Regions from separate parts of the Homo sapiens genome. Here regions 1 and 3 are each linked to region 2. The links are chromatin loops, found by intact Hi-C in ENCODE. Cell type or tissue: PC-3. All regions are shown on one strand. Each heading gives the region's core, and the rest is flanking DNA. Links, peaks and the distances in the headings are about the cores only.

The links. Peaks named below come from ENCODE experiments on the same cell type or tissue, not always from the same donor. Only the 100,000 strongest peaks of a DNase experiment are listed, where the experiment ranks them.
Region 1: it touches region 2 in a loop (8-fold over the local background); 2 of 110 quality-filtered maps call a loop at or near these places.
Region 3: a loop joins it to region 2, with 5 times the contacts of the local background. A loop is called at or near these places in 5 of 110 quality-filtered maps.

What each region holds. Positions count from the first base shown.
Region 1 is chr7:87,372,896-87,381,018 of GRCh38, reverse strand. CROT (carnitine O-octanoyltransferase) reads right to left here. Exons shown (of 18, transcript NM_021151.4): 8 at 5,294-5,387; 9 at 5,066-5,191; 10 at 3,569-3,670. It also overlaps a transcript of ABCB4 not described here. Among named protein-coding and RNA genes, the nearest start is that of CROT, 31 kb to the right of the region's middle. In PC-3, for the core only: no CTCF peak of the experiment used is centred there; no DNase peak of the experiment used is centred there.
Region 2 is chr7:87,312,633-87,320,755 of GRCh38, reverse strand. No RefSeq gene overlaps it. Among named protein-coding and RNA genes, the nearest start is that of TP53TG1, 29 kb to the left of the region's middle. In PC-3, for the core only: no CTCF peak of the experiment used is centred there; a DNase peak (open chromatin) is centred at 3,765; H3K4me3 peaks cover 1,053 bases; H3K27ac peaks cover 1,452 bases.
Region 3 is chr7:87,394,443-87,402,565 of GRCh38, reverse strand. It overlaps CROT (carnitine O-octanoyltransferase), which reads right to left. Exons shown (of 18, transcript NM_021151.4): 18 at 2,772-4,042. The coding sequence ends at 3,922. ABCB4 (ATP binding cassette subfamily B member 4) reads left to right here. Exons shown (of 28, transcript NM_000443.4): 28 at 264-870. The coding sequence ends at 470. Among named protein-coding and RNA genes, the nearest start is that of CROT, 53 kb to the right of the region's middle. In PC-3, for the core only: no CTCF peak of the experiment used is centred there; a DNase peak (open chromatin) is centred at 3,925.

The DNA of each region.
Region 1 (8,123 bases), core at 2,017-7,016, 60 kb before region 2:
AGGATTTATTGTTACCAACCAGGCAACAACTACATCAGGAAAGGCTCTTGAGGGAGGTCAGTATAAGATGCCTGAGCAGTTTATCTGCCAACAACAGCACACATGACAAGACTCACAGGTCGCTGACAAACCCATTTTCTAACAGTATCTCACAACTGTGTGGTACTTTACAATTTTACAAAGAATTTTCAGATATTATCAAATATATTGTTTCATTTAAGACAAACAGCATCAGTTTCCAACTATTTTACTGGAGCCAGTAGGAAATAGCAAGAGTGAAGGATGTCTCTTTGAGCTATAATTCTAAGCACCCATCTCCTAATGGAAAGCTAATAATCTCAAAGAAGGTAGAAAATATATAAAATTCCAATGCTATCCTGATGCTTTATTTGTTCACATAATTTTTACCTTTCATTTCTTGCACTTACACAGAGGCAATATGTATTTACATAGTGTTTAAGAATGTAGGCTTTGGTTCTGAGTTCAAACTACTTCCTAGCTGGGCAATAGTAAAAAAGTTACTTTGCTTTCTAATTAAACTGCCTCATTTCCCTGTAGAGATAATGCATACATACATACAGATGCTGTGAAAAATGATTTTTATACCACTTACACAGTACTTACCAAGGATCTAGCTCACAGCAATAATTAGTAACTATTGTTATTATTAACTAAAGTTTTTACATGCTTCCTATGCACCCTCTGCAAAGCCTTACAATAAAGCCTACAATATAGAGAAGACAATATAGTTGACTTCAGGTTTATAAAATAGGAGGGAAATGGAATTAATATAATCACAAAAGAACATATTCAAACAATTAAAATTATGGACCAGCAACATGGCTTTAGGGTAAAATAAGCTTTATTTTACAGTACATATGCTTATTTTTCTTCTTATTATTATTTTTGGGACAGGGTCTTGTTCTGTTGCCTGGGTGGGAGTGCAGTGGTACAACCATGGCTCACTGCAACCTGGACCTCCTAGGCTCAAGTGATCCTCCCACCTCAGCCTCCCAAGTAGTTGGGAGTATAGGTATGCATTACCATGCCCAACTAATTTTTTATTTTTTGTAGAGATGAGGGTCTCACTATGTTGCCCAAGCTGGTGCTGAACTGCTGGAATCAAATCCTCCCACCTTCGTCTCCCAAAGTGCTGGGATTATAGGCATGAGCTCCCATGTTTGGCCTACAGCATATGTATTTCACTAATGATGATTTACAAAGGTTAAACTGCACCCTCTATAATCATCTTAGGTTAGAAGGGAAACCTCCATGGAATTTAATGCAAATTATCAGGTGGAGATAATCAGATCAATTTTATGAATATATGCATGTTAATGCACACACATAAAACATGTCCGCACACTATAAAAAAGCAGTTCAGTTATGCTGAGAGATATGCTCATTATGAGCCCAATATTCTTTATTCAGAGACAGACAAGATTATCAAAATTATTTTCATCTTGAATTTGTGTGAACAGCAGGATACTGGTGCTATTAGTAAAAATCAGTTTAGCAAAAGGTGTTTTTTGATGGTCTTGGGGATGAGGGACGGAAAGCAAGATGAGTTATTCTTGATGAGATTGACTTACTCTTATATAACAATATAACATCCAATTTGAACAATTTAACATATAATGAAACACAACTCTCAAATGAGAATAATAGGTAAAAGCTAGAAAAGTATAGCTGCAAGTTACATATATAACAATAGGTCAATAAAGTGGTCAGAGGGGGAAAAGTGTGATGAATATTAAGGTCAGTTTCAGAATCAGTAGAGAGGAAAATACTGTTAAGAGGAAAGAGGCAGTGTCAAAATATGTATGCAGAGGGTAACCAACTGCAGCAGACAGGTCAAAGGGAAATGAAGGGAAGAAGCCAGGGGGCAGTTAACCACCTTACAAAGGGTAGTTTGCAAGGAATGGTAAGGACATAAACCAGACTGAGGAAGGTCAAGGAGAATCAAATGAGGAGCTGAAGAGAAGAAAACTGAGGCAATTAACAAGAACTATTCTGTCAACAGTAGACTCAAAGGAAGAGTAAAGAGAACATCTTCAAAATAAATGACTTGTGGCAACTTTTCACTGTAGCTCTGATGAGATACTCCAATAGACATTTACTTTCAGTGCCTATTAACCAATCCACCTTGTTCTGAAATAACAGCTACTTTACTGTTCTTTAGGCAACCAAGCACCACTTTGTAGTGGTTTGAATGAGACTGATTCTACCCACTAGATTCCAAGGTTGGGCATGTGACCCAGGCCAAGCTCATCCAAGCACCTGATTCCCCAGGATGGGGACATGAATCACACAGGCCAATCACAACTGATGAGGATTATTCCAGGACTTTTGCTGTAACCATTGGAAACAAAGAAGCTGACTATTTCCTTTGGGAGTCTATGAAGAAAGCTATGAAGATATGAGACTGTTGGTACAACAATCACATTGGGCAGTCTACCTAAATATGAGGCCAAACAAAAGAAAGCAGTACCAAAAAATGGGGAGAGATTTCTAATGAAAGCATTTGAACATTGAAGTCAGCTTTACCCAAATTTAGCTAACTCCTTGCCAACAAATATCTTCTTACGCTAACGCTAGTTTGATTTAGGTTTCTATCACCTAAACCTGAATATGGATTAATACAACTACTGAACCCTTTTTTTTTTTTTTTTGGAGTCGGAGTCTCAGTCTGTTTCCCAGGCTGAAGTGCACTGGCCCAAACACTGTTCACTGCACCCTCAACCTCCCAGGTTCAAGCGATCCTCCTAGACCTCAGCCTCCCAAGTAGCTGGGATCACAGGCGCACAACACCATGTGAGGCTAATTTTTGTATTTTTTGTAGAGACGGGGTTTCATGCCATTGCCCAGACCAGTCTCCATCTCCTGGGCTCAAGTGATTCACCTGCCTTGGCCTCCCAAAGTGCTGGGATTACAGGTATCAGCCATCATACCCAGCCCCAAACCCCTTTATAAAAAATTTTCTTGGTTCATAGACCTCCTGAATGCCTATCAGACAGTTAGTAGACAGCTAGTGAAGATGTCCATGGGAGGGGAACAGAGGAGAAGCAAGAAAAGTTGTTCATTTTTTATGAAAATGGTCAAAATGGTAGTAACTGCCATTTTAATATCCACAGCCTAAATAGTGTTCCAAAGATTATGTGTCATTTTAGGAAAATAGTTACCTAGTTACTAGGTGAATCTTGAACTCTATAAATATATCCATATGCATTGCTCTGCATAGAACACATACATAATGCCATATAATACCTTTTGAAATAGGTATTCTCAGCAAGCAGATAATACTGGGTTTTAAGAGCTTATATTACATAAATATTATATGCAAATCCCATTTTGCAGATATAGTACACAACAAACTGTTGGCCTTACTACAGAAGAAAATAACTTGTCCTATACTTTCAATGAGAATTCATAACTAAACTTTTCACCACAGTGCCATAAAACTAAATTACTATTCACTTACACTGTTCCCCAGCACAAGTATTTATGGTTTATTGTCATTAATTTAACCTAAAAGATCAAAAGAGAAAAATTTCAGTAGTTTACTTACATCACAATTACAGCCAAATACTCCATTAGAAAAGGAAATCAAGTTATAGGATTTGTCACCCCAGCGTACTGTTGGATCTCCAATAAGGATGGCTGCAATAATCTAAAATAAATTTAATTTTTCCAAATTAAAAGGGTTTAATATTGGTTTGTAAGAATTTACATCTTAAACACATATATCATCTCACCATTCCTCTTCACGTCAACCAAATTTAATAAAATCATAATATAGTTATGATCAGCAACACTGATATGTGATATGCAAAGTCAAGAGAGAGTAATTCTGGCCCTGACTTTAGGGGCTTCTCAAAATCTCAAGTTAAGAAAATCCTACCAGAAAAGAAAATGCTGGTACAATATTCATGAATGTTTACAGAACATAGAATTGAGAGGATAAGGGTTTTGTAACTTGAATAGGATAAAAGATCTTGATAAAAGTTTAGTCATTAAAGTCTAGTTAGGAGGAAATATTTTAAGAATTCGTTTCCTACTAAACCTGTTTTTCAAACTGTATACTTTGGCCTATTAATGGATCATGAAATTAACTCAGTGCATCATAATCAATATTCCTTACAAAAAAGGAGAATAAAATAGACTGGAAATATCAGTGTACCTCACAGACAATAAAAGTAATTAGTGCTCTGTGAAACTCCTATTTTATATATGTGTTTGCATGCATATACACATGTATATATAGTGGGCTGCAATCTAAATGTATTTGTAACTAAAAATTGTGGTCAAAAAACTTTGAACAACACTGCATTAAAATACATTCTTCCTTAAAAAGAAGTCTGGTGATTCTCAAAAAAAAAAAAAAATCTCTCTCCTTGCTACAAGGTTTTCCAATCCTTGATATTTTTTCCTATTATTTAATACCGATTAATTCACTATAAAATAATTAAGTATTTTCAAAAGACTATGAGATTTCTAATACAATTACTATCTTTTATTATTTCCTGGGACACAAATGTCACCCTGGGGGTGGCAGGGGAGCATAAAATAAGGCCATATTTACCCTTAACGTCACTGACATCAATGTGTTCAGCAATTAACCAAATGATAAAATAAATGACTTACAAGGGTGACATAATTCTTAGGAGACACAGTCCCAACTATGGTGTCAAGATACACTAGTGCAGGTTATGATTAGGTTATCATTTCACCTTTGGCAAGAAAAGCTCATTAACCTAGTGCTCTGTGTAAATTTTCTGAGTAGGCAAGCAATGAAAAGGTTGAGCAACACTGATATGTGATATGCAAAGTCATACTTCTTTAAACAAAGTATAATATATAGCTAAACAAACTTAAACAATGTGGCAAGGATTTACCAATTTACTATCTACTTTATAAGCTTCAATTTGGCACAAGTATATTGTATAACTAAGAAAAAGTTTCAAGAGCCTAAAGGTAGAAAAAGAAAAAAAACTTCCATGTTCAATAAATATGAGTCTTCCAGAAAAATCTGCAATAAAAAAAAAAAGAGAAGGTAGTTAAGTACCTCAGAATAATCCTCTGGTGTTACATGTGGACTGCTATCCTCCATGGAATATACCAGTAAACTACTCTGAATTTTTTCTAACAAAGCCAAGTTCTCTGGATCAAGACCAATCAGATATTCTCGTGCCTAAAGGGCAAGGAGATGATGATCAAATATTACAACTGAAATACAATACATCAAAAGAGTTTGTTAGAGAAAAGCTTCGTTAAGAAAAGTGTAAATCAGAACCTTAGCCCATCGAGTTCGCTCCTCACTAGTTAATGCTGCAATCCCAGGTCCATCAGGTTCACTATGGCACTTCTTGTGGATATATGTCAGTTGTCTTATGGAAGATGAAAAGAAGATTAAAAAAGAGTACAGGCAGAAAGTAACTACTTTGGCCTTTAAAAGGTCATAACATTGATCAATATTTAAATGTTTGGATATATTACCCAAAGAAACCACTTATGATGCCAATAGATTTCCTACATCACATATTTTTTTAAGTGATTGTGTTCTATTAACACCAAAAGCATATTTGACAATAATTTAATTTCAGTAAATAAATTTAGTTATTGGCTAAATTTAGTTTCGCTGATATATACTTTGGAAATGTGCATGCACTTCTAGGTTGCAAGTAAATATCCTTTTTACTGTAAATATCCTTACAATGGAGAACTTGAAAAATATCCTGGTAATCAATTTCACAAATATAATGTACATCTTATCTAACTAAAATCTATGTGCGTATATATTTAACCAGAGGACTTACTGTATACTCAATTAATATTTGTGTTTTACCAAAAAAAAATAGAAATACCATATAATCAGTTTTAACTATTTTCATATGTGCCACTTTGTTACTTCTAATCATTATATTTTTAAAGACTCTATTAGCTAAGGATAAACTACTCCCCCTCCACAGTATTTTATGCTCCTAGATTGGTGAATTTCATGTATCTTTAAACATACAGCAGATAAATAACTGGGTTCTCCCATAAAGAAATTTACATCAGTCAAAAATCCACAGAGCTTTAATTTAGCTCAATTTCATGGCACATGTTAAGAAATTACTTCAATTTAAAAGCTTTCAAGGATTTCTCAGGAAGTGAGCTAATGTAGCTTAATAAATGGTCAAAAAATGCTACTAGTAGCCATCAGTTCTGACTTCATCATTCAAAATTGGAATTCATCATTTATCTACTGATTTGCATACTCTCCTCTGTTTGTTCATTATATCTGTAACACTGATAAAGAAATACATTTCTTGCTGAAAAATTCCCCCCTTGTTATTTGCAAATTAATGGTGTCCTGAGGAACAGAATAAGGGTTTCTTCACCAATCTGCATCTATAGCAGAGCAACTTGCTTTGCCTCTCTTCCTGCTTACTTTCTTTAGTAACTACTGATTTTGCTCCAATTATAAGTAAAGCTTTTGCAGTTGTGGTTACTAGCATAAACTCTGAATTTCTAAATAAAATCAACCTGTTTCTCTCCATATGGTACTTGTTGCTACCTTTCCCTTACCAACTACCTCAAAGCACGAGTTTTGACTATGAAACTTTTACTTCCTCCCTGAAATGATCATTTTCATGTTCGTTTTACAAGGTGGTCATTATTAGGGAGAAATTACAAAGGAAAGTGTGTTAAACCTGAAATGACATTTTAAGTTTGATAATAAAAGGTCACATAACTGCCCAAATCGCCACCATTAAGAGATACAGATTTGGTAACAAGATAATCCCTCTTTTCCTTTAACTTGGCTAACTATGCACCTGTTTTTCAGCTACACATCTAATTTTTTATATTTCAAAGCACAAAGATTTGTATTAAAAATATCTGCATTACAGAATCATATATTTTTTTAAATATTCTATAACCCACACAGTCTGGCTTCTGCTTCATCGCTTTCCATTCACTCTTTAATTTACTGTCCTCGATTTTTGTTCTCCAGTGATTATCTTGAAAGTCACCAATAATGTCCCATTAAGGAAACCTAGTAGCTTTATTTAAGTCTAATTTTCCTCATTATAGAATGTTTGACACTCAGGTATGAATGTTAAAATTATCTTCTTACTTGATTTTTTCACATGGTCCCATTGTCGTCTCCATACGTCACTGAAGTCTTTTTCATTGACCATTTGTTCTCCTTACACTGCTGAATGTGTCTTTTCCCAAATTTCTGTCACTGGCCTTTCCAAGCTCCTCTTATAAGTTTCTCCCTTGGTAATCTCGTCTACTTCTTTAATAGTTTCAATGATCACCTTTATGTAAGAGGCAACCAACTCTCTAACTTCAACACCATTTTTTCTCTCAATCTCTGTTACCAAAGTTCCAAAAGCTTGTTGGATATCTCTACTTCGATTCCTGCCAACATTTCCAACTAAATGTATATTTAAACATTATCTCCCCCTTCCCACAATTTTTTTTAAAAAGATCTTAAAAGATAATATATGTGTAAATCTTCATGTCCTCAGATTAGGCAATGGTTTCTTAGATACAATTCCAAAAGCACATGTAACAACAAAAAAAGAGATAAAATTGGATTTTGTCAAAACGAAAAATATTGTGCATCAAAAGAGGCCATCAAGAAAGTGAAAAGCCAAGCCTAGGAGATATAATTTGCAAATTATATATCTGTAAAAAGACTTATATCTAAAGAACGATTACAATTCAATAATAAAAAAACAAACTAATTTAAAAATTGGCCAAGTATCTGATTAGACATCTCTCCAAGGAAGATATATACAAATGGCCAAAATGCATGTGAAAAAATCTTTAACATCATTATCAAATATAAACTACAACGAGATCCCACTTTACCCTTACTAGCATCGCTACAATAAAAAAGGCAGACAATAAGTGTTGGTGAAGATGTGGAGAAACTGGAACCCTAATATACTGCGCCATTTTGGAAAACTCTCTGGTAGTTTCTCAATAGTTAAACATAGAATTACCATATGACCTGGCAATTCTACCCCTAAAATATACCCAAGAGAAATGAAAACATATGTTTACATGAAAACCTGTATACAATAGTCACGGCAGCATTATGAATAATTTACTATTTGTCTATTATT
Region 2 (8,123 bases), core at 1,813-6,812:
TAGGATTGTCTTGGCTCTGTGGGCCCTTTTTCAGTTCCATATGAAATTTAAAGTAGTTTTTTGTAATTCTGTGAAGAAAGTCAAGGTAGCTTGATGGGGATATAGCACTGAATCTATAAATTGCTTTGGGCAGTATGGCCATTTTCACAATATTGATTCTTCCTATCCATGAGCATGGAATGTTTTTCTATTTGTTTGTGTCCTCTTTTATTTCCTTGAACACTGGTTTGTAGTTCTGCTTGAATAGGTCCTTCACATCCCTTGAAAGTTGTATTCCTAGCTATTTTATTTTCTTTGTAGCAATTGTGAATGGGAGTTCACTCATGATTTGGCTCTCTGTTGGTCTATTATTTGTGTATAGGAATGCTTGTGATTTTTGCACTTTGATTTTGTATCCTGAGACTTTGCTGAAGTTGTTTATCAGCTTAAGGAGATTTTTGACTGAGACGATGGGGTTTTGTAAATATACAATCATGTCATCTGCAAACAGAGAAAATTTGACTTCCTCTTTTCCTATTTGAATACCCTTTATTTCTTTCTCTTGCCTGATTGCCCTGGCCAGAACTTTCAATACTATATTGAATATCAGTTGTGAGAGAGGGCATCCTTATCTTGTGGCGGTTTTCAAAGGGAATGCTTCCAGCTTTTGCCCATTCAGTATGATGTTGGCTGTGGGTTTGTCATAAATAGCTCTTCTATTTTGAGATACGTTCCCTCAATACCTAGTTTATTGAGAGTTTTTAGTGTGAAGGGGTGTTGAATTTTATTGAAGGCCTTTTCTGCATCTATTGAGATAATCATGTGGTTTTTGTCATTGGTTCTGTTTATGTGATGGATTACGTTTATTGATTTGTGTATGTTGAACCAGCCTTTCATCCCAGGGATGAAGCCGACTTGATCATGGTGGATAAGATATTGATGTGCTGCTGGATTTAGTGTGCCAGTATTTTATTGAGGATTTTCGCATCAATATTTATCAGGGACATTGGCTTGAAGTTTTCTTTTTTTGTTGTGTCTCTGCCAGGTTTTGGTATCAGGATGATGCTGGCCTCATAAAATGCATTAGGGAGGAGTCCCTTTTTTTCTATTGTTTGAAATAGTTTCAGAAGGAACAGTACCGGCTCCTCTTTGTACCTCTGGTAGAATTCAGCTGTGAATACATCTGGTCCTGCTAGCTGCAGGAGTTTTTTTCATACCCCAGTGGCACCTAGAACACCAGCAAGACAGAACCATTCACTCCCCTGGAAAGGGGGCTGAAGCCAGGGAGTCAAGTGGTCTAGCTAAGCAGATCCCACCCCCATGGAGCCCAGCAAGCTAAGACCCACTGGCTTGAAATTCTCACCGCGAGCACAGCAGTCTGGGGTCGACCTGGGACGTTGGAGCTTTGTGGCAGGAGAAGCGTCCACCATTACTGAAGCTTGAGTAGGCGGTTTTCTCCTCACAGTGTAAACAAAGCCGCCAGGAAATGTGAACTGGGTGGAGCCCATCACAGCTTGGCAAAGCCGCTGTGGCCAGACTGCCTCTCTAGATTCCTCCTGTCTGGGCAGGGCATCTCTGAAAACAAGGCAGCAGCCTCAGTCAGGGGCTTATAGATCAAACTCCCATCTCCCTAGGACAGAGCACCTGGGGGAAGGGGCAGCTGTGGGTACAGCTTCAGTAGATTTAAATGTCCCTGCATGCTAGCTCTGTGCAGCAGATCTCCCAGCACATTGCTCCACCTCTGCTAAGGGTCAGACTGCTTCCTCAAGTGGATGCCTGACCCCGTGTCTCCTGACTGGGAGACACTTCACAGCAGGGGCCAACAGACACCTCATATAGGAGAGCTCCAGATGGCATCTGATGAATGCCACTCTGGGATAAAGCTTCCAGAGGAAGAAACAGGCAGCAATTTTTTTGCTGTTGTGCAGCCTCTGCTGGTGATACAAGCAAACAGGGTCTGGAGTGGACCTCCAGCAAACTCCAGCAGACCTGTAGCAGAGGAGCCTGGCTGTTAGAAGAAAAACTAACAAACAGAAAGGAATAGCATCAACATCAACAAAAAGGACATCCACTCAGAAACCCCATCCAAAGGTCACCAACATCAAAGACCAAAGGTAGATAAATCCACAAAGATGGGGAGAAACCAGTGCAAAAAGGCTGAAAATTCCAAAAACCAGAACGCCTCTTCTCCTCCAAAGGATCACAACACCTCGCCAGCAAGGAAAAAACTGGATGGAGAATAAATTGGACGAATTGACAGAAGTAGGCTTCAGAAGGTGAGTAACAATAAAAAGCAAAAAACATGCTAAAGGAGCATGTTCTAACCCAATGCAAGAAAGCTAAGAACCTTGAAAAAAGGTTAGAGGAATTGCTAACTAGAATAACCAAAAAATAAATTTGTACTAAAAATAATTTGTTGGTTATATCTGAAATTCAGATTTAACTATGTGTCCTATAGTTTTGTTGTCAAAATCTTGCAATTCTAGTTATGAACAACGTTGAAGTGTAGGTGAATAATCCTAATTTCACAGTTGATGAAACCAAATGAAACAAAGAGATAAATTCCCCAAAGTCACATAATTGAAAAAGGGGCAGAGACATGATCTGAACCCAGATTTGATTCATTGTCACCTCTTCAGTCTCAGCAACCATGAGCAATGTTGAGAAAATGATAGCAAGGAGATGGAGGCATAATTTGTGGACCTGAGGATGGCACTAGCCACCCCCATATTACATCTACAAATATAAGTGGGCACTACAGAGGCACCCTGCTCACCCCTGCCCAGGCTTCCCCAACACATCTGTGAGTCTCCTCTGAATGAAAAAACCAGCTCCATACTTGACTTCATGTTTGTGTTGGTTTTTGAACTTGCTGAGACCTGTCTGACACATCACTTGCCTTTCATTGTGGCTGTGTTCTCTGAGGTCTTAAATCCAGCCTGCCCTTTAGATCTCAATACCTGGCAGGCCACCTCCACCCAAGCTTCTTGATAGCGCGGGAAGAGGGAGGTAAATGAGAGACCCCAAGACTGGGCTAGCTGGCTGCTGGCTGTTGAGACATTCCCAGCAGAGATTAATAGTATGAATACTAATACAAAGAATAGCTACCATTCATTAATACTTGATAGTATTAATACAATCAGCAGCTTCCCCATCCTTGCACTGCTGAATCTTTTATGTACATTATCACATGTAATCCTCTCAGTAGTCCTAGCAGATGATACTATTATCCCCATTGTACAGGTTTAGGAAAGTGAGCAACTTGCCCCAAATCATCCAACAGAGCTAAAATTCCTGTCTAATTTGGCCTGCCCCCAAGTCTCTGCTCCTACCTTTGATGTACAGCTTTGTCAGCTGTCCCAGAATGTCAGGAAACAACCCAGAGGCTGTGGCTGCTGCTGCTTGCAGCTACTCGCAGCTACTCCAGCTTCCTTGTACTTCAGAGAGCACAAGGAAGGTCAGGAATTTAAATGAGCTCCTCTCTGCCTGGGCTTGCCATCCCTGCATGTGAAGAGGTTGTGGAAGAGAAGCCATCCTCACTTGTGTCATTGCAATTTTTTCTTTCTTTTCTAATTAACCATAGGTGCCATGAGCAGAAAGGTACCTCTTTTTAAAAACCATCCACCAGTTTCCAAAGTATCCTGTCCTCTAGGATAGGCTTTGTGCCTCTTGCTGCCCCCAGGGTGAATGAATAGGATCTTATTATTTGGATTTTTACTTAGTGAGTAAAGTAAATACAATTTACTTATAAACAAGTGCTGCAGCTAACTCTTTGGCAATCAAAGCACAAGATGAAACTTGAGTTCTGTCATGCCAAGGACTCCAGGATGAGTCACTCTAACTCCATATCAAATCAGGAAATAAGCATAAACATTGTATTAAGAATACAAAAAGAATTTAGTTAGATTCATCCTCTTATTTAAGAAGTTGGAAACTTTTCATCAGAAGAGCGCCATGGAAAGGAAAGTCCAGGGAATAAAGGATAGTGTTCAAAGATAGTTACTGATACTGACATAAGACTTCCTAGAATTTATAGCTGTATTTTGAGGGAGTGTTTAGGAATAAATCTTTCCATTTATGAATGTTTGTTGTCATGGTTAAATTTATAAAGTGTCAAAAACCCATTTTAGAAAATGCTGGTCCAGACCCTTGCTACTCACTGTGGTCCAGGAACAAGTAGTATTGATGTCACCTGGGAACTTATTAGACTCTAGGGCCTCACCCCAGAACTACTGAATCAGAATCTTCAGTTTCACAAAATCCCCAGGTGATTTCTATGTAGTAGTCTAGACTGGCAAATAATAGCAGCTGGGAGTTTTGGTGGTCAGTGGAACCTAAAGTGATACTGAGGCCCATCCTGAAAGAAGTTACTGGGCAGGCAAGGGGAGTAGGTGGACTTTCCGTGGAGTGAATGGCCTGCAGCAAAAGGGTAGGTGGCACTTCCAGCTGGGCAGGGGACTCATATCTGTGGCAGCAACGCTTCCTTTTATTGAGTCCATTATGCCTAGTGAGGGAAGCCTGCTGAAATAATTTAACCAACTTCTGCAGATTCACTGCCCCATATGGTCCACTAACAAAACCTTTCTATATTTTCAGAACTGCTACAGATTTTGTGTGTGTATGTGTGTATACATGTACATACATGTGTACACGTGTGTGCATATATATGTAAAATAATTGCAATATTATGATTGTGAGAAAGGTGCCGATTTGCCTTTTTAAAGCCACACTTTCAGCCAATAAAACAAAAAATTCCCTGAAACATTTCAACCCAAAATTTCGTTTTCAGAAACCAGATACCTATCTAAGTTATAGAACTGACATTTAGAAGTGCTTATAAATGAGCTTCTAAATGAAAAATAATGTTGAGTAATGGAAAATCTGGAATCCTTTATTTAAATTCAGCATCTTCTTCTGGGAAATAGGGATAATGATACTTACTGGCGGGTTGTAGTAAGATGCATAGTGAGATACATGGTATGTTGTTGTTGTTGTTGTTTTGGAGATGGAGTCTTGCTCTATCACCCAGACTGCAATGCAGTGGCACAATCTTGGCTCACTGCAACCTCCACCTCCCGGGTTCAAGCAATTCTCCTGCCTCAGCCTCCCGAGTAGCTGAGACTATAGGCATCCACCATCATGCCCGGCTAATTTTTGTATATTAGTAGAGACGGGGTTTCACTGTGTTGCCCAGGCTGGTCTCGAACTCCTGAGCTCAGGCAATCCACCCACCTTAGCCTCCCAAAGTGCTGGGATTACAGGCATGAGCCACCACGCCTGGCCAATACAAGTTATGTTTTCTAAACTGATAAAATTATTAGAATCAGCATTCATTTACACCAGTGTAAACACAGCATTAGCCTCACTGACTATCTACATACAAAACCAGTGAGAATTGAGGTTCCAGGCAAGGTACATCTGACTCTTGAAAGCAGCAGAGCTTGACTCAACGTTAAGTTCTCAATTGTATGAACTTCAAAGCTTATTTGCGACCATATATGATAAGTAGAGTTAAAAATGAATGACTACAGAGGAGATAAGTGAGAGACCCCTTTTATAAAAGGGACAGTTGTCACCCATCTTGCCAGGAATGATGACAAGGAAGGATGGAAATTGTCATGATCCTAACAATTCACTGGACCCAGGGTCAACCCAAGCCAATAATACCAGAATTTCTTCATATTGTCCTGCCAAAGAGGATATTTTAGATGAATATAGAGCAGGCCCACCCCAGACCTATTGCTCTTCATAACAAGCTTTATATAGCCCAAGAGCTGTCTCCTCAGCTCCCCACCGTGGCCCCCTCCCAAACTGTTTAGTTACCTTTTGCTGCATAACAAACTACCCTACACTTAGTGGCTTACCAGAGCAAGTCATTATTTCTCATGAATCTATGGTTTGAGTGGGCCCTTCCAGACAATCCCATTATCCAGGTTGTCTTTTCTTTTCTTTACTTTCTCCCTTCCTTTCTTTCTTTCTTTATTTTATTTTATTTTATTTTTTGATGTAGTCTCACTCTGTTGCCCAGGCTTGAGTGTAGTGGCACGATCTGGGCTCACTGTAACCTTGACCTCCTGGGTTCAAGCAATTCTCCTGCCTCAGCCTCCCAAGTAGCTGGGATTATAGGTGCCTGCCACCATGCCCGGGTAATTTTTGCATTTTTAGTAGAGGCAGAGTTTCACCATGTTGGCCAGGCTGGTATCGAACTCCTGGCCTCAGGAGTTTATATATATATATATGCCTTGGCCTCTCAAAGTGCTGGGATTACAGGTGTGAGCCACCGTGCCCAGCCTCAAGGTCAGTTTTTGTTTTTGTTTTTTGAGATGGAGTTTCACCCTTGTAGCCTAGTCTGGAGTGCAATGGCACGATCTTGGCTCACTGCAACCTCCCCCTCCTGGGTTCAAGTGATTCTCCTGCCTCAGCCTCCCAAGTAGCTGGGATTACAGGTGTGAGCCACCACTCCTGTCTAATTTTGTATTTTTGGTAGAGATGGGGTTTTTCCATGTTGGTCAGGCTGGTCTCGAACTCCCAACCTCAAGTGATCCACCCGCCTCAGCCTCTCAAAGTGCTGGGATTACAGGCATGAGCCACCACACCTGGCCTGGGTCAGTTTTTTAGTACTAGAGCTGCTATCTGATCTCCACTTGTCCTTTTATAGTGCTTCATTTCTGGGGTGGTCAGAATTTCAGAGGCAATGATAATATAACCAACAAAAGACTGTTTGTGTAATCTGTAACCAACTTTACTAAAGAGCCATGAGTGACTATAGGAAATGTCAATATAGGGGGAAATAAACTTAAGTTGTATATTAATTATAAATGTTCTCATTATAGATTTTTAAAAAATAGTTAAGGCTTTCCCTGGACACAATCCATCTCCCTTCAGCAAAAGGGTAGGTGGCACTTACTACCTTCTTCAGAAAGGTCTTGGTGTCCACTCTCTTCAGAAAGAGAATAAATGGAGTTTCTTCAGTATCGCACAGTAGAAATCAAACCCTATCCTTCAGGAAACCCCTTAACAGAGATAAATGTATTTCCCATCCCTTCTCCAACAGGCATCTTAAGACAATAATTTGCCATAAACAATTTCCCAAATCTTAACATAGAGCGAGGAGAGGAGCTTTGCCAGATTGGCCCCACTGGGACTTTGACACTCCAAGTCTCCTGGTATCCTTTGAGAAATCTCTACAGGTATGAAATGAGGTTGTGTCTCTTCCTCATCCTTCCTGCAAGCTCCTAATGGATGTCTTCTCCCAGCCCCACATATACACCCTTTAAGGATAAACAATCAGAGATGGAAGAGTCTAAGTTCATATGAGGAATGAGAACCATTTCTCCAAGTTCAACCTCTCCAGCATCTTTCTCTTCCCTCAACTGAGAGAGTGCTTCACTTTGCAGATCAAGATCCATTCTTCTTTGTTGATTTTCTGTTTCCAGGCCTTAACCAGAAACCTATTGTTTATATATATATATATATTTAAAATCAGACCCATTAGAGTGTCTTTCCAACAATAGGTAGTATAAATCTGATGGCTGCTTTTTAGCAACATAAACTCCAAGCAGAAGCACTGATTGTCAGTTTGCCTTTACTTTGAACAAAATGAAATTCTTGGAGATTAGTCTTTATAAGCAGTAGATGAGCAGTTTAAAGAATTAACTTCTGTCTGTCCAGAGCCCACCCCAGAAGGGCTGGGTTGAGGAGGTGTGTTTTTCTTTCTGCACGTATAACTCTGTATTTATGAAGGCCATTCATTATGATCATTTTCCCCCAGTGGAAGAGAATAATCTAAGGAAAGGTGTGCCATATACCTAGAGAGCAGTCAAATATACCTTTAGAGCCTGTTTCCTGCCTACCTCTGTGCACTATTGTCCTCCCCCATCAGATCACCTAGTGAATGAAGGCAGTCAATCTCCATGGCTCCAGTCTCTGAAGCAGTCCCTTAAATGCCAAGTGTTGGCTTTACTTTTTCAAAACATTTTGACAGATTTCTTCTTGGAAACTAGATCTCTAGAACAACTTTATCCTGAAAGAAAGCAAGACATACATTGCCCCCCACTCCCACTTTGAAAAGTTCCTAGCATAAACACACACTTTACTAAGAATCTTAAAATACCTGACTGTAAGATAAATTAATTTTAAAATGA
Region 3 (8,123 bases), core at 2,017-7,016, 82 kb before region 2:
CTAGTTAAACAGAAGATTAGAAAATTTAAATACTTATGAATTTTTTTACAGCATGGGAACCCATTTGTGTTATATTTAAAAAGCAGAACATAACTATGTAGATTAAATGTTGATTATACAAAATACACATGCATAAAGTTCAAAGATTCTAAGATACTAGAAATTAAAAGTTGATTAGAAAGGTAACATTTTCAAATTTACTTGAATGTTAAAACTAATTTATACAATTTTTGGGATAAGGTGTCTGTCTGATTTATCAATAGGTTGTCCAAGAAGCCCTGGACAAAGCCAGAGAAGGCCGCACCTGCATTGTGATTGCTCACCGCCTGTCCACCATCCAGAATGCAGACTTAATAGTGGTGTTTCAGAATGGGAGAGTCAAGGAGCATGGCACGCATCAGCAGCTGCTGGCACAGAAAGGCATCTATTTTTCAATGGTCAGTGTCCAGGCTGGGACACAGAACTTATGAACTTTTGCTACAGTATATTTTAAAAATAAATTCAAATTATTCTACCATTTTATCTGACTTGTAAAATAAGTTTCTGGTTTGTCATCATAAAACATAGGTATGTCTGTCTCATTCTAGATCAATTTAGAAGACCCAATTTGGGGTTTATTACGGCATTTGAAATTTGAGAGTTAGAAGTGACACCTGTCTTGATGAAGTATTGAAACAACAGGCTAGCTCTCCCTAAGTTATTAGAAACATCCAGAAAAAGAACAAAATTCAAGGTAAGTACAGGTGTAGAAATATAGAAGCCACAGACATAGGGAAATGGTCTTATGGTCCTGAATGGGTTGGGTAGACAGGAAAGTTTGGGAATAATTTTCCCAAGTACAAAAGAAAAATAAATTGTTCAATAGCCTCATCTCTCTTGGTAATTTTCTAAATCATTCTATTGTGGAATCAAAGTTTTTTAAATGAATGAATTTCCAGCTTTATCATCCAACATCAAGAGAAAATGAAATTGCCCTACCGAGCTAACTCTGAAAGCACATATCGGTTCCATAAAGCAAGAAAGAGCCCTATCATTAAGTATTTTTTTAAAGTTTTAAACTCATTAATTTAAAATGTACAATTATCAGTATAATTTCAAACATCAAACATCAATGATACATGCTGAGTTTCTATAGCAACTGCGTTCTCTTTTATAAATAGACTACTTTTCCCAGAAAATCCGTTTTTCCTACAATGAAAGGTATGTTTAGATGGAAAGCAAAAAATATAGACAACCCCTAGAAGCTAACCACACTGAAATGTTTCAATAATTTTCCCTTTGTTTTCTCCACAATTTTCTGCAACAAATTAGTTCTTAGCGCTCTATCAGGTTGTTAAATTCAGTAAATCATCCAAAGTTCTTCTAACTGTAATAAGCCATATTACCAAAGAATTTTTCAAATGTGACCACTGTGTGAGTGGATCAAGTTTCAGATTAACCAAGATAAAAGTGGGGCAAAAAGTACATTACTGCAGTGACCCAAAGTAGTGTTTGACCTATTCCTGTATAATGATACCCAAACTTGCCTGATCAGAATCATGGGGCATCTATTCGTAAACAAAATAATTGATTCAGTAGGTCTGGGTTGAGGCCCAGGAATCTGTTTTTTAAAATACACTCTAGGTGATTATTCACATCAGGCAAGTTAGGAAAAGTGGTGAAGTGTGAGTGAGAGGAGGTTTCTGTGCAGGTGATGCAGTCTCCAAAATACGCAACTCATTACACATTATAGGTTGAGTATTCTTATCTAAAATGCTTGGGATCAGAAGTGTTTCATATTTCAGAATATTTGCATTATACTCACTGGCTGAGCATCCCAAGTCCAGAAATCCTAAATGTTCCAATGAGCATTTCCTTATGTCAGCACTCAAAATGTTTTGGATTTTGGAGCATTTCTGGTGTTCAAATTTGGAATGTTCAACCTGTATTTATAAACCAACCAAATGATTCTAAATGTCCTCGCTATCTAGTTTAAAACCCTGCATTAGAATGAGGGGAAAAGGTTCTTAGTTCAGATCTCATCTTCCTTTTCTATACCAACTGTGAAGAAATGTATCAAATGCTACTGAAGCCAACTCTGAATGTTTTCACAGAGAAATAGTACTGATGCTTTTCAGGACAGAGGCTGGCACAGTGTAAAGGGCTTAATTGTTAGCAATAAACCAGTCTTATCAAATTCAGAGCGTACATGTTTCTTAAAAGGGATGTATAGAATCAGTACCCTGAGTATGATGTAATCTTTACATATATTAAAATGTCTGGCAGATTGCTATAGTACCCATAATCATGCCCTCTGTGCCCACTCTTTTACAAAGTGACTTTCTCTTATCAAGATATTACTTTTTCCCCACTCCTTGAATCTGGACTTCTCTTGTGACTTGGTTTAATCAACAAAATGCAGCCAGGTGATGGCATGTGACTTCAGGGCCTAGGCCTCAAGGGACCTTCACCTCTCAGAACACTCTCACTACCAAGTAAGGAAGCTCAATTCTGAATACTAGATGATCAGAGACCATGTCAGGAGAGACAGTCCCAGCCACCAAATTTACAGATAGTTGGTGAGGTGATCTTAAACTTTCCAGCCTCAGTCCTGGTTGCCTGATGATTATAGCTGTACAAATAAACACAGGCAAGATGAGCAGAAGAACTGTCTAGCTGTTATCAATCAACTGACAAAGTAATGAGAAACAATAAACTGATTCAAGACACTAAGTTTTGGATGGTTAATTACACAGCAATATATAACTGAGGTCAAAAAGCACCAGAAAAGCAAACAGGAATGAATCATTTATTCAAACAAAACAAAAAGCTATATAATTTTGAGAATTTCATTTTTTGAGAGTAAAAACTACAAAATTGAACAGCGAGGAGGAAAAAATTCTGACAATGTGATTCAACATTAATCCTTTAAAAGTCACTGTAACAAATTTAAACATAAGTGCTTTATTTTTCTATTCACAAAACTAATTATAATACACCACAATGAATTTTGTTACGGTTTTATGTGTGTAATAGAGGGTATACATCTCCATACTACTAGCTAATTTGTCTGTTTGTTCAAAAGAGTTATTTTTCTCTTTTTTTCTTCTTTGAGACAGGGTCTCACGCTCTTGCCCAGGCTATAGCATAAGGGCACATCACAGCTCACTGCAGCCACAACCTCCTGGGCTCAACCGATCCTCCTGTCTCAGCCTTCAAGTAGCTTGGACTACAGGCACACATGCACCACCATACCCGGCTAAGTTTTTGATCTTGTAGAGACAGGACCTTACCCTGTTGCCCAGGCTGGTCTCAAACTCCTAGCTTCAAGCAATCCTCCTACCTTGGCCTCCCAAAGTGCTAAGATTATAGGCATGAGCCACTGCACCCAGCCCAAAAAAGTTATTTTAGATCACCATTAGATTGTAGTGGTCTTTCCCATCAAACATAACAGGCTTGTATCCCTGTGGTGAACATAGAAGGCATTGATTTCAGGGAAATTAGCATACAATAATGTAATTCATACCCTTTGGCAGCTAAAAAAATTAAAGTGCTTGAAAGATGGACTCTACATTGATGTCCAGAGAGAGGATTTATAACCCATGTAAGTACCAACAAAAATACTTAAAAATTAGAGTAAGACTTGCATTGTTAAAGTTTGTAGATTTGGATTGTTGAGGCTTAAATACTGCATAGTTCTATATTCACTATGTCATAATTTGCATTGCTGCTGCATCAGAGGAGCTTAAAAATATTTCTACCTTCTATGGCAGAATAAATTTAGAGAGCATGATTCTACTAATTTCTACATTTAACAAGTTTTCTTAACTTGTTAAAGGAATGTTAGCAAGTCAACATTCCTTCCCATCTCATATTACCAACTCACTCCCAGCACTCAGTTTAATGATATGTTTTGGTAAGTGCTTAATAGATGATTCATCTCTAAAGATGAGTAGAGTTCATCAGCTGTATCATATCATGAAAAGCACAAAAAGTCAGCTGAACTAGCTTTTCCGCATCAGTCTCGGGACAGGATTTCCAGGCTGAACAGGCCACAACAAACCTGTGAAGCATAAATAATGATTAATGATTACACAAAAGGCTCCAAATAGTGATGGTGAATACAACCAGGACTTTATTTCATCTGGATATTCATACATGAAATGTGAAGTCTTGCTGACATTAGGTAAATGTAACCTGACACAATTGAAGGTAAAGCCATATCTGTAGATAATGCTAAGAAACACCTCATTCATTAGATGACTAGCACCTAGGGACAAAGGGGAACAAATTAGCTAGAGCCCTAGAGTGCTCTGAAGCTAGGTCTTACTGCGTTTAAAACAGAACAAAAAACCTCCTTCCTAGAAAAGTCCTTCCTAAAGTGCTACTGGAATGAGTTGGAATATGAATTCATGCTACAGTTTTTAATGAAATTTAAACTGTTTTTAAAGAGTACTTGAAGAAAGTTTGAAAAAAAAAAAAAGGCAGAGAAGGATGATAGGTGAGAAAGGCTATTTCTAGGAGTCAAAAAGAGAAACTCTTGGGATCAAGTCATGCCTTCCACCATCTTTCTCGAGATACTCCTAATAAGAAATCCCAGATCTGGCAAGTGAGAAAAGTGGCCCTGGGAAGCTGAAATAAATAGGAGAGAAGCCTGACTTAGAGCTAGTCTTCCACTTTACAGACAGAAGTTTCTATAGCGAAATATGAATTAGGCTCAAAATTAAAATGTGCAATGTAATGCTTCTGGAAAACCATGCAATTTTCACATCACTTAAAAAAAGAGTAAATTATGTCTTCAACATGTGCTTTAAGTTAAACAAAGAGAAATAAAAATAAGAACATGCTCTAGCCCAGTATATAATGATGAAACCAATGTCTGAGTGGATTATATTTGCAGAAAAGTAATACAGAAACCTTTAGGAAGTCCTGCCTTGTTTTCACCTCGTGATTCATGATCACGAATCATTCTCCAGCTACACTTGGCATGGAATTCCCAGATATTTAGCAGCATCTAAACATGTTTCTCTCCACAGATTAACCATTCTTATTCAAGTGTCAATTTTTTAAAAAAATTTCAGTTATCTTTCTAAAGAACAGCCTTTCCTACATGTACAGACAATTCATGAAAGAAACACAATGCCAAAAACAATGAAAACATGTTTTACTTCATAGGTAAACAAGTAATTTATGTTATTTTTTGCCTGTCAAATGAGTAAATACTTTTTTTTTTTTTGAGAAAGAGTCTCACTCTGTTGCCCAGACTGGAGTGCAGTGGCATGATCTCAGCTCACTGCAACCTCCATCTCCCAGTGTGAAGCAATTCTCGTGCCTCAGGTTCCCAAGTAACTCAGACTACAGGTGTGTGCTACCACACCAGCTAATTTTTGTATTTTTAGTAGAAATGGGGTTTCACCATGTTGGCCAGACTGGTCTTGAACTCCTGGCCTCAAGTGATCTAGTGTAATCCCTCCCAAAGTGCTGGGATTACAGGCGTGAGCCACCATGCCTAGCCTACAGAATTTTTATAATAACTAGAGTTGGCAATGGTGTGATGAAATGAGAAAGGATACGTTTATAACCTTATACATTATTTGTAATGATGGAAAAACAAAATAGTAGAGAAGCAGTTAGATAAATCATAGGAATCCTAAGACTGGAAATTATACAACCATCAAAATATCTCAAAGCATACTTAATAGCATTGTAAACTGCTTGAAATAATAAGCAAGAATGAAATTCACAAAAAAGGACACAAATATTTACAGTGTAAATATACAGTCTACATACATTATAGGTTGGGAGCATCATATAATTATAGTCTTATGCCATGTAATGGAAATGTAGATAACTTTGTTCTTATGTAGTTTTTATATTTAACAACTTTTTTTTTTTTACAATCAGCATGTAATACATTTAAAATGCAGTGGTCTAGTCTTGGGGTAGAAGAGATGAAAGAAGAGGCAGGGGAGGCTGGCACACTCAGTGTAACTTTATGTAAATACATTGTAATTTCTATCTTTTTGCTTTTTCATTTCTCTAAAAATGTTTCTATACTGTACCAACCCTTGCCCCACTTGCTTTAGTTTCAATGCTCCTATCATAGAAGGGTCCAGTGCATGTCATAAAAGCCATCAAAAACAGTCTTGAATAATCAGAACGCTTCTGTGAGATTATCTAACATCAGTTCTGGCACTGCTTCTACTATGTCTTCCTCCTCGTCATTTGGCTCTGGTTCAGAAGCACTCATCTCCTTCAAGTCACCTTCTGTTAATTCCTCTGGTGTGGTGACTATTAGTGCGTGATTTTTCAAATTTTTTAATAGAGATGAGGTCTTACTATATTGCTCAGGATGGTCTCAAACTCCTGGCCTCAAGCAATCTTCCCACCTTGGCCTTCCAAACTGCTGGAAACACAGGCATGAGCCACTGAAACTGGCCCAACATCCATACCTTGAAATCCTTCACCCTCCACTTTTTTTTGCCATATCGACAATCTCTTTCATGATTTCCTAGACTGGCTCTGTCGTAAATCCTGTGAAATCATGTACATCTGGACATAGTTTTCTCTAGTAGAAATTTATTGTTTTGGGCTTGACTGCTTTCATGACTTCTTCTTAACAACAATGGCATCTTCAATGGTGTAATCCTTCCAGACTTTCATGATGTTCTCTTCCATTGGGGTAAAAGACAATCCTTGGTGACAATCCTTTCTATTGAGTCCTGCATGTAATGAGCCTTAAAGGTCCTTATAACCCCCGATCTAGAGCCTGAATTAGAGACATGTCTGGGGGCAAGTAGACCATTTTGACACCTTGGGTGTTTAAATCATGGGGTTCTGGGTGGCCAGGGTCACTGTCCAAAATCAAAACAACTTTAAAAGGCTAGGTACTTCCTGACTTCAGTGACAAAACATCAAAGAAACCAGTCCAGAAAAAAAGGTTATCATTGGTCCAGGCCTTCTTGTAAACTAGCAGCTGATGTTTATCTTTTCCCTTCAAGGCTCAAAGTTAACAGCTTTACAGACAAAGGCAGTCCTGATCATAAACCCTACTGCATTTGCACAAAACAGTAGTGTTGGCCTATCCCTTTCTGCCTTAAAGCCTGATGCTTGCTTCTTGTGATGGTTAATACTGAGTGTCAACTTGGTTTGATTGAAGGATGCAAAGTATTGATCCTGGGTGTGTCTGAGACAGTGTTGCCAAAGGAGATTAACATTTGAGTCAGTGGGCTGGGAAAGTCAGACCCACCGTTAATCTGGGAGGGCACCATCTAATCAGCTGCCAGCACAGCCAGAATATAAAGCAGGCAGAAAAACCTGAAAAGACTAGACTGGCTTAGCCTCCCAGCCTACATCTTTCTCCTGTGCTAGATGCTTCCTGGCCTTGAACGTTGGACTCTAACTTCTTCAGCTGTGGGACTCAAACTGGCTTTCTTGCCCCTCAGCTTGCAGCTGGCCTATTGTGGGACCTTGTGATCGTGTGAGTTAATGCTTCTTACATACTTCTTAAATATCCTATTAGTTCTGTCCCTGTAGAGAACCCTGACTAATACACTTCTCTTCCTTACTAACAAATGTCCTTTGTGGCATTTTTTTTTTCAGAATAGGGCACATTTGTCTGCATTAAAAATCTGTTCAGGCAGATATCCTTTGTCCTCAGTGATTTTCTTGATGGTGTCTGGGAACTTGTCTGCTGCCTCTACTTCTCCTGTTATCTTGACATTTTTAAAGCCAAACCTCTTTCTAAAATTATCAAACTATCCTTTGCTGGCATTAAATTCTCCAGCTTCAGATCCTTCACCTTCCTGTAAAGTTGTCATATAATAACTTCGCTTTTTCTAGAATCATAGTAGAGTCTATAGGTATGCCTTTTTATAGCAAGAAAGGCATTTTTTTTGCTATAAAAAATATAGCACCCACCAAAAAGCTGCATTTTTAATTGGAGATCAAAAGGCATTTTGCAAACGGCAAAGTTTTAATGCCTGCCAGTGTAGCTGCAGCAATAGCTTCACAAATTTCCTTTTTTTTTTTAAATAGTACTTATACTAGATTTATTTATGTTGAAATGATGGGCAAATGCAGCTACAGATCTCAATCTATGATACTTATCAAGCAAATCAACTCTTTCTTGTAATGTCATGACT